Regions from separate parts of the Homo sapiens genome. Here region 1 is linked to region 2. The links are chromatin contacts, found by Hi-C or POLR2A ChIA-PET in ENCODE. All regions are on one chromosome and are shown on one strand. Each heading gives the region's core, a stretch centred on a gene start or an enhancer-like site at or near the end of the contact. The rest is flanking DNA. Distances are from core to core; before and after follow the strand shown. Region 1 holds the start of RNF24 (ring finger protein 24). Region 2 holds the start of LZTS3 (leucine zipper tumor suppressor family member 3).

What was found. Hi-C counts contacts between places; a loop is a spot of excess contacts on that map. ChIA-PET counts read pairs that join two places held with the same protein, here RNA polymerase II (POLR2A). Pooled maps may share reads with other maps.
Region 1: a pooled map shows a loop between it and region 2 (5-fold over the local background). The contact joins the promoter of RNF24 here to the promoter of LZTS3 in region 2. A Hi-C loop is called at or near these places in 1 of 50 pooled maps. POLR2A ChIA-PET finds 5 or more read pairs at or near these places in 2 of 52 experiments (OCI-LY7 and Panc1).

Annotation. Positions count from the first base shown.
Region 1 is chr20:4,013,697-4,017,545 of GRCh38, reverse strand. RNF24 (ring finger protein 24) reads left to right here and starts at 1,988. Exons shown (of 6, transcript NM_001134337.3): 1 at 1,988-2,109. RefSeq lists enhancers at 261-862, 1,066-1,998 and a silencer at 1,882-2,481.
Region 2 is chr20:3,172,271-3,176,413 of GRCh38, reverse strand. LZTS3 (leucine zipper tumor suppressor family member 3) reads left to right here and starts at 2,865. Exons shown (of 5, transcript NM_001365618.1): 1 at 2,865-2,959. LOC107985414 (a long non-coding RNA gene) reads right to left here and starts at 2,724. Exons shown (of 2, transcript XR_001754477.2): 1 at 2,224-2,724. RefSeq lists a silencer at 2,642-2,981.

The DNA of each region.
Region 1 (3,849 bases), core at 739-3,238, 840 kb before region 2:
AAACACAGGCAGATTTGAATACCATGAGAATCGATTTGCATGAGAATGGATTGAGACTTCTGCAACAGCCCAGGGGAGAGATGAGGGGGCTGATTTAGAACAGTGAGAGGTTTGAGCAAAGCAAAGTTGAAAAGACCCTCCAGGTAACTGCTATGATTGACAGCAAGGAGGGCAGTGTTCCCCCAGCACAGCCCTGGCACAGGCAGCTCTAGAGGAAGCCTGGGTCTCCCACTCCCTTCCTTTTGCCACAGTCTCCCTAGCACATGCCTCCACCCTTCTCTCACTTTGGGGGACTGTGACCATTGGGTGGCAGGTGACTTCTTGAGAAATTCACTAATGTTTCCCTCTTTACTTCCTCCCTGCCTTGGTGGTTAATGGTTTGCCAAAGCAGAAGGAACATGCCTCTAGGCGCTTGCCATGATGACTTTTGCTTCCCAAAGTTAAGCTACTGAGCTGTTTATGGTTTATGTGATGGGGCCTGAGAGATTAGGAGAAGGAAGGAGAACTTCTGGGGGACACATGGAGACTGAGGAAGAGGGGGCAATCATTTTTGCAAGCTCTGAGCTGCAGCGCACACACAGTCAGCTGTGGAGCTTCACAGCCATTCCCTCTGCAGGCTCCTAGCCTCTCCAGAAACTTCCGTACCCCAGGAGTGGCAGACACAAGGCGATGGGAACAAGAGAGTATCTGCAGAATACACTGCCTGCTAAAGACAAGAGAGGACTCCCCAGATCCTTGCCTTGGTATTGCAGGAAGAGCTCAGCCTCCCAAAATCGGAGGTCAATTTATTGCCTGCCCTGTAGAATGGGAGCCGGAGGTTGAGGAGTGGATGTAAATAAAGGAATGCACTGTTTCTTGCACACACCTCTCTCCACTATCTGGGCAGAGTCTAGGTCTCATCCATCACCAAGGTTCTAGCACTCAGCTGAGAGGCTGCAGCAGGAGGGGCAGATGGAGGAGGGTGCGGTGCATACCATCTCCCCATCAAACCAATGGGCACCACGTGACCATTCTTGTGTCTCTGGGGACTGTCAATCTGCATGCTAGGAAAGGGGTGGCATTCCAATCTTTCATTTTTTTGTGTGTGAGACGGAGTCTTGCTCTGTCACCCAGGCTGGAGTGCAATGGTGCGATCTTGGCTCACTGCAACCTCCGCTCCCCGGGTTCAAGAGATTTTCCTGCCTTAGCCTCCCGAGTAGCTGGGATTACAGGCATGAGCCACCACACCCAGCTAATTTTGTATTTTTAGTAGAGACAGAGTTTCTCTATGTTGGTCAGGCTGGTCTGGAACTCCTGACCTCAGGTGATCCACCCGCCTTGGCCTCCCAAAGTGTTGGGATTACAGGCGTGAGCCACTGCGCCCGGCCCCATGCTTTCACTTTTAAAAATGCTTGTAGGGCACGCAAAAATACTAAACGGTCGATGGAGAAGGTCTGTCTGGAGTAGTTGTTTTTTTTTTTTTTTTTTGAGACAGAGTCTCGCTCTGTCGCCCAGGCTGGTGTGCAGTGGCACGATCTCGGCTCACTGCAAGCTCCGCCTCCCAGGTTCAGGCGATTCTCCTGCCTCAGCCTCCCAAGTAGCTGGGACTACAGGCGCCCGCCACCACACCCGGCTAATTTAATTTTTTGTATTTTTAGTAGAGACGGGGTTTCATCGCGTTAGCCAAGATGGTCTCGATCTCCTGACCTCGTGATCTGCCCGCCTCAGCCTCCCAAAGTGCTGGGATTACAGGCGTGAGCCACCTCGCCCGGCCTGTCTGGCGTAGTTCTAACCAGGAACAGAGCCAGCGGCCAGGGCCGCACCAGGCCTGGCCAGGGAGCGCCGCGCCTGCGCACTGCAGACTCTGAAGCCGCCGAGCCCTCCGCCGAGGTGGGTGGGGAAACTGCCCGGGCATCCGGGTCCCTCACCCCGCCCCCGCTGCATGAATGAGAGGCGCGGCGCCCGCCCCTCCCCCGGCGGGCCCGCCCCTCGCGAGGGGCCGCCGGGCGCAGTCAGCCGCCGCCACCTCCGCCGCGCTCTGTCCGGACGGACGCTCGCCGCCCGCAGCCTGCCGCCCGCCGCAGGGCGCTGACGGTCCCGCACGTCTGCCGCTGCCACCGGCGCGCCCGAGTAAGTGAGCGAGCGAGGGCGGGAGCGCCGCGGCCGCCGCCCCCGGGCTGGGGTTTGGGGGACCGAGCCGCTCCGGGTTCGGGATGCTGAGGAGACCGCGGGCCCGCGCCAGCCTCCCACACACACACACTCTCCCGGCGCCTCGGCCGGCCGGGCGCGGTGTGCAGGGGTGAGGCGGTGTCTCCAGGCTGAGGAGGGACGCGGAGGAGGGTCCGGCGCGGCCCCGGGACTGGAGGGTGAGTCCCTCACAAAGGGCGGAGCGGGGCTGTCACCTGGAGATCACGGAGGGAAGGTGCGTGGGCCCCCGCACGTCCTGCTCGCCCAAGCCCTGGCATCGGGTCCCCGGGCGTGGGAGGCGGCTGGGATGAGCTGGGAGGCTAGGAGGAGGATGGCGAGGACGCTGCCCCCGCGTTGGCGGTGGGCGCGCGCCTTGGGGGGTGCGGCGTGGCAGTGTTTTCCTGGTCCCCGTCCACTCCTCCCCTTTCTTTGTGGCGCTTGTCTCGTGCCCCGTTGTCACAGTGTGCATGGCAGTGGTCGGGGTGGAGACCTCTTCCCTCGGCTTACTCATTAATGAAAGTCACCATCTGTGGGCAGGGGGCGTGTGTGGTTCCACAGGCCGGAGAATTAAGGACCCTCCTTTGTTTCTGGAGACCTAATGATGTGTGTGTGTGTGTGTGTGTGTGTGTGTGTGTGTGTGCGCATTCAAGTGAAAGGGACATCTATGAAATGAGAGAATCAGAGATTGTCAAAAAGGGTATGAGGAAAAGGGGAGGGGATATAACTTCATCACACCTTTACCCAATTCTTTACCTGATGTTATTTCAAACAGTTTTTTCTCACTGTAAAACCAGTGGGTTTTATTCATTGGAAATGTGCATCTAAATTCTCATATATCTGTGTTTCTAGAATACTTTGCCTTTTTGGGCTTAGTTAATGGTAAGATTCTCATGTCTGTCTACATAGGAATACTCCACCGTACAGGACACTGCTTTCTGGGTTTAGTTCATTGATAATTTGTCCGAATGCTCATAAACATGTCTATAGGAATACTCCAATATATCTAGGACACAGTTTTCTCCGCTCCTGAATACAGGCAGATTTTGTTTCTTTCTGCCTCCCTGTGTTAATGAGAAGGTAGTCCAGCAGGTTCTCTCTACCTCCTTGCTTTTTTTTCCCCTTAATGCTTTGGCAGAGGGTTTTATTGCATATTACCCTGGCATGCGCCCTTGCTTTGATGTGAATTTTCCTGTGTTCTGTTGTCTGGTTGTACAGCCCAGCTCAATGGCTCCTCTTACAGGACTACTGGAAAACAGAACACCTTTTTTCATTGTCCTCATCTCCAGAGAGAGAAGGAAGCGCTGTAGGTTCCCACAAACGTTGACTCTGTCAGACTGCCTGCCTGACTTTGTTGTGTTGGTAAAGTTATGAAGAGTTGCAGTTGTTGTAGACCAATTAAAAAGAGGCTATTGGGATAACACCAGCTCTTCCTTGCTATTTTGGTTTTAAAACAAATGATATGAATTTTGCAAGATAGTTGTTAACTCTGGTTGCATGATGATTTTCAGTTTCTTTTTACCCATATACTTTTACAGGGTGTTGGGAAATTAGCCACTCATTTACAAGAAACACACCTCCAAGGTATTTTTATTATGGGTCGGGTGCGGTGGCTCACACCTGTAATCCCAGCACTTTGGGGGGCCGAGGTGGGTGGATCACCAGAGGTCAGAAGTTTGAGACCAG
Region 2 (4,143 bases), core at 1,616-4,115:
GGGTGTAATGGTGCACGCCTGTAATGCCAGCTACTGAGACTGAGGCAAAAGAAGCACTTAAACCCGGGAGGCGGAGGTTGCAGGGAGCCAAGATCATGCCACTGCACTCCAGCCTGGGTGACAGAGCAAGACTCTCTCAAAAAAAAACAACTTGTGTGATCATTAATCAGCAGGTGACAAATCATCTTAAGCAACAACAAAACAAAACAAAACAAAGTATTGATTAGTTCACTGAACTGATGAACCTAGATACAAATAGTCTAATCTCAGCACTTTGGGAGGCCGAGGCGGGCGGATCTCAAGGTCAGGAGTTCGAGACCAGCCTGACCAACATAATGAAACCCCGTCTCTACTAAAAATACAAAAATTAGCCCGGCGTGGTGGTGGCACATGCCTGTAATCCCAGCTACTCAGGAGGCTGAGGCAGGAGAATTGCTTGAACCCAGGAGGCGAACGTTGCAGTGGGCTGAGATTGCACCATTGCATTCCAGAGGGAGACTCCATTTCAGAAAAAAAAAAAAAAAAAAAAAAAAAAAAAGTCTAGTTCATAGTTGCTCTGAAAGAAAGGAAGGGGATTGCATTAGTTATTCATTCAATAGTTACACACTATGCTAGAGTTTGTGTAAATTTTAAGTGAGACTCTGTCTCAAAAAAACAAAAAAGTTTTCATATGCATTGGACCAGAGTCAGATATAGATAGTATTCTCTTATTTTCCTGGTGTTCTTTTAAAGATGCAAAACCACATTAGTCTATGAAATAGGAATGGAGACTACAAAGAGAGATTAAGTTGAGATCAAGACAGAGGTGGAATGGAAATTGGCTGAAAGAAAAATAAAACAAGCAGAATCAAATGTCTTATTGGAGAAAATAAACAGTACTCTTGGCTCTGAAGAAAATTAAATCCGTAATGGTGAAGAAAAACTTGATATAGTCTCCCAGGGTGCAGAGAAAACAAACAGATTTATTTGACATTGGTGATCCAATGTGATAGTTTTAGAGGAGAGGAAAGAAAAAAACCCAAATCTTTTCACAGAATGGACAGGAAGAAAACTTTTCTAAGCTACAAAGAAGACCTCTTTTGTTTCTGGAAAATTAATAGATAAGGCCCATATTGATTTATACTGGCAAAATGTTTGACTTTTGAGGGTAAAGAAAAACCCTTGCAAGCACCAAGCAAACTGCTGACCTTAAACAGACAAACCCAGCTTTGCATTTTCAGTGCCAGAAGACAATGAAATAAAGACAAGAGTTTTGAGGGGGAAAGCTTGAGACTCAAGAATCCTATAAACAGGAAATCATTATAAAGGCATTCTCACCTAAGGCAAAGGCTTAGGAAATACAACATTCCAGAGTCCTCCCTGAAATCACCAGTCATGTGAGAGATGGGTCCAAATGAGGAATAGAAAAATTAGAGCACAAAAAACCGGCAGTAACATTGAAACCAATTAAACAGAGTTGGCAAAAGCCAAAAACAAGGATTGAAAAAGAATGTTGTGGCTTAAAAAAAAAGTGTAAACAAAAGTTAGGTCTGTCGTCCTGATTAAGTGGACAAATATAAGTAGTGAGGGCGGCAGGTAGGAGGCAGAAAAGCACACAAAATTTCTCATGGGGGAATATAAAAACGAATTATTTGTCACTGACTTTACTAATGTGTGAAATGTAAACTATTTTCATTTGATAAATCTAAAGGCAGCCGCGAGAAGAATTAAAAATACTTTCTGCCTTGAAAATCACGATAGAAGATAAAAGCAAATGTGGGAAAATTCAGAAAACAGGAATAAATAAAAACTATAGAATACGAAGTCGTAAGACCAAACACAACACCTATAAACAGCAGAGACGTAATGCGTTAAATCCCAGCCAGAGCAGAGGCGCTGCAGTTCTTAGGGCAGACCCTGGTGCCTCCAGGCTTTTGCTAGTGCTAAACTCTCGGCTAGGCTTGCCTCCCTACCCTATTCAAGGCTGAGGCCTCAATTCAAGGCCGACTCCCTCCTCCCGGCAGTCCTCCCGGGCCGCCCTAGGCTGAGTGAGCACTCCCCACAGTGAACGCTGCCCGCGCGGGCGAGGCCGGCGCTCCGGGTCCGGTACGAAGTCCCACCTCACTCCCTCTCACCCCGGGTTACAGCGTGTGGTCTGGGGCCACGCGTTACGCCAGGCGCGGGGCACAGGGTGAAAGCGTTCAATCCTGCTGGAGTGTAATGTGTATTTTTTCCCCGTCGCACCTTCCAGACGGTGATCCAGTGTGAGCAGCAAGTTTCAAATCGTCTCCGTTTGGTCACGAACGGAGTTTACTGCCCCTCGACGCCTCCCGCACGACAGCCCGTGGTCCTCGCGCCCGGGCGGGTCGTTGCTCGGCCGGGCGGATCCACCCGCGACGGCTCGTCCCGACCCCTCCCTAGCGGACTTGCAAGGTCTCAGGGCGTCCGCTGGGAGGCCGCGTCCCGAAGAGCTGGCGCGGGAGAGGAATGGGGCTCGGGGCTCCGAGTCGGGAGCCCCTTCCCCCAAGCAAGAGGGGCTCCTCCTCCTCTTCCTAGACGTGGGATTCAGGGAGGGCGCGGTTCCATTGGATTTGTTGCAGAGGAACGACTGGGCCTGAGCCCAAGCCCAAGGGCCTGGGGGGTAACGAGCGATGAGCAGAGGGGCTCGCGGCGGACTTGCTGCGCCCTAGAGAGGGTGAGGCTGAGGGGTCCCACGCGCGGGCGGGGCGCAGCGACGAAGGGGTTAAGGCGCCTCACCCCGCCCCAGCCCGGGCATTGGCTGCCCTGGGGGGCGTGGCCGGAGGGCGGGCTCGCGTTTGCCGCAGCCGCTGGTGGGCGGGGCTCGGGCGGGGAGCAGGAGGGGCGCGGAGCGGAGCCGGGCCCGCGCAGCGCGCCCCGCCGGGCGTGCTTCGGGCTGCGCCAGCAAGCGGGGCCGGTGGCGCCCGTGTCGGAGACCCCGCGCCGGACCCTGAGGCAGCGAGTAAGTGAGGCAGGCCCATCGTGGCATCCCTCCCGGCTCCGACCTGCCGCCGTGCCTGCTGCACTGCGCGGCATGTCTGACCTGACCCGGACTGGGTAGGGGGCGCGTCCCGCTGCTAGGGTCCCAAGGGGGAGGGGAGCGGAGAGGAGGCGGATGATGTCATGGATGCTTCGCCCGGCCTGGGGGGAGGTGGCGGCCAGAGGGGGTGCGGCTCGGATTATGTCACCTCTTCCCTCTGCGCCCCGCCCCCCGGGGCCACACGCGTTGGTGGGGAGCCTGGGGAGGTGCGGGCGGGGTTTCCCCCATCGCAGGGACTCCCAGGTCCTGTGGCCTGTGGCTGGGGTCTCTATCAGTTGGCTCTGCGGGCCGTGGGCTGCTGGTGAATGGCGACCCCCCCTCCCACCCCCAGCAGAAGCTCGTGTGTGCGCGCGTGTGTGTGCTCGGGGTGGAGGGGGCGCTCTCGGCCCCCTCAGTCCTGAAACACTGGCTTCATCAGAGCCAGTAGCTAGGTGATGGGCCCATTCCGCTGCCAGTGCTTAGGCCACCGAGGGAAGACGGATCTCCCCTCACTCATCCCAACCAAGAAGTTCTGGATATCTCTGCACCCCAAAAGCCCTGCAGTGCCCCCAGATCCCTTTCCTCCCTCAGTCCTGCTTCCTGGAAACCCCTCCTGCTCTCCCTGCCCGGATTCACTGCCTCTTTGCATTGCCCATAACTAGCATTCCCACAGGCATTTGCCCTGCATTTCCTTGGTGCAGGGCCCAGAGACCCCCAGGACTCTGCCCTCTGTGCTCCTGGGAAACCTATAGGCCAGCCCTGGGGAGGCCTCAGAGTGAAATCTCCCTGGGGTGTCCTCAGCCAAGTGCTCCAAGATGCCCCCTCTGGGGGGTGGAGATCAGGGATGCTGTCCTGAGGCCAGCCTTTGAACTGGTCTAGAAGCATGTAGGATGGGCACAGAGAGCTGGCAAGAGCTTGTGTGTGAAGTAGAGAGGGGCTCAGGTCAGGGTAGATAGAGGAGGGGCATCAGGAGAGTCCTTGGGGACCCTGCTGCAAGCTCTGCTCTGGTTCTGGGGACCAAGAGGAATACCAGGCATTTCACCCATCATACATTTACTTCTTAAAATGCCTGCAATGTAGGTGTGAGAACCCGAGGTGAAATAACCTGCATGAGGTTGCACCCCTAA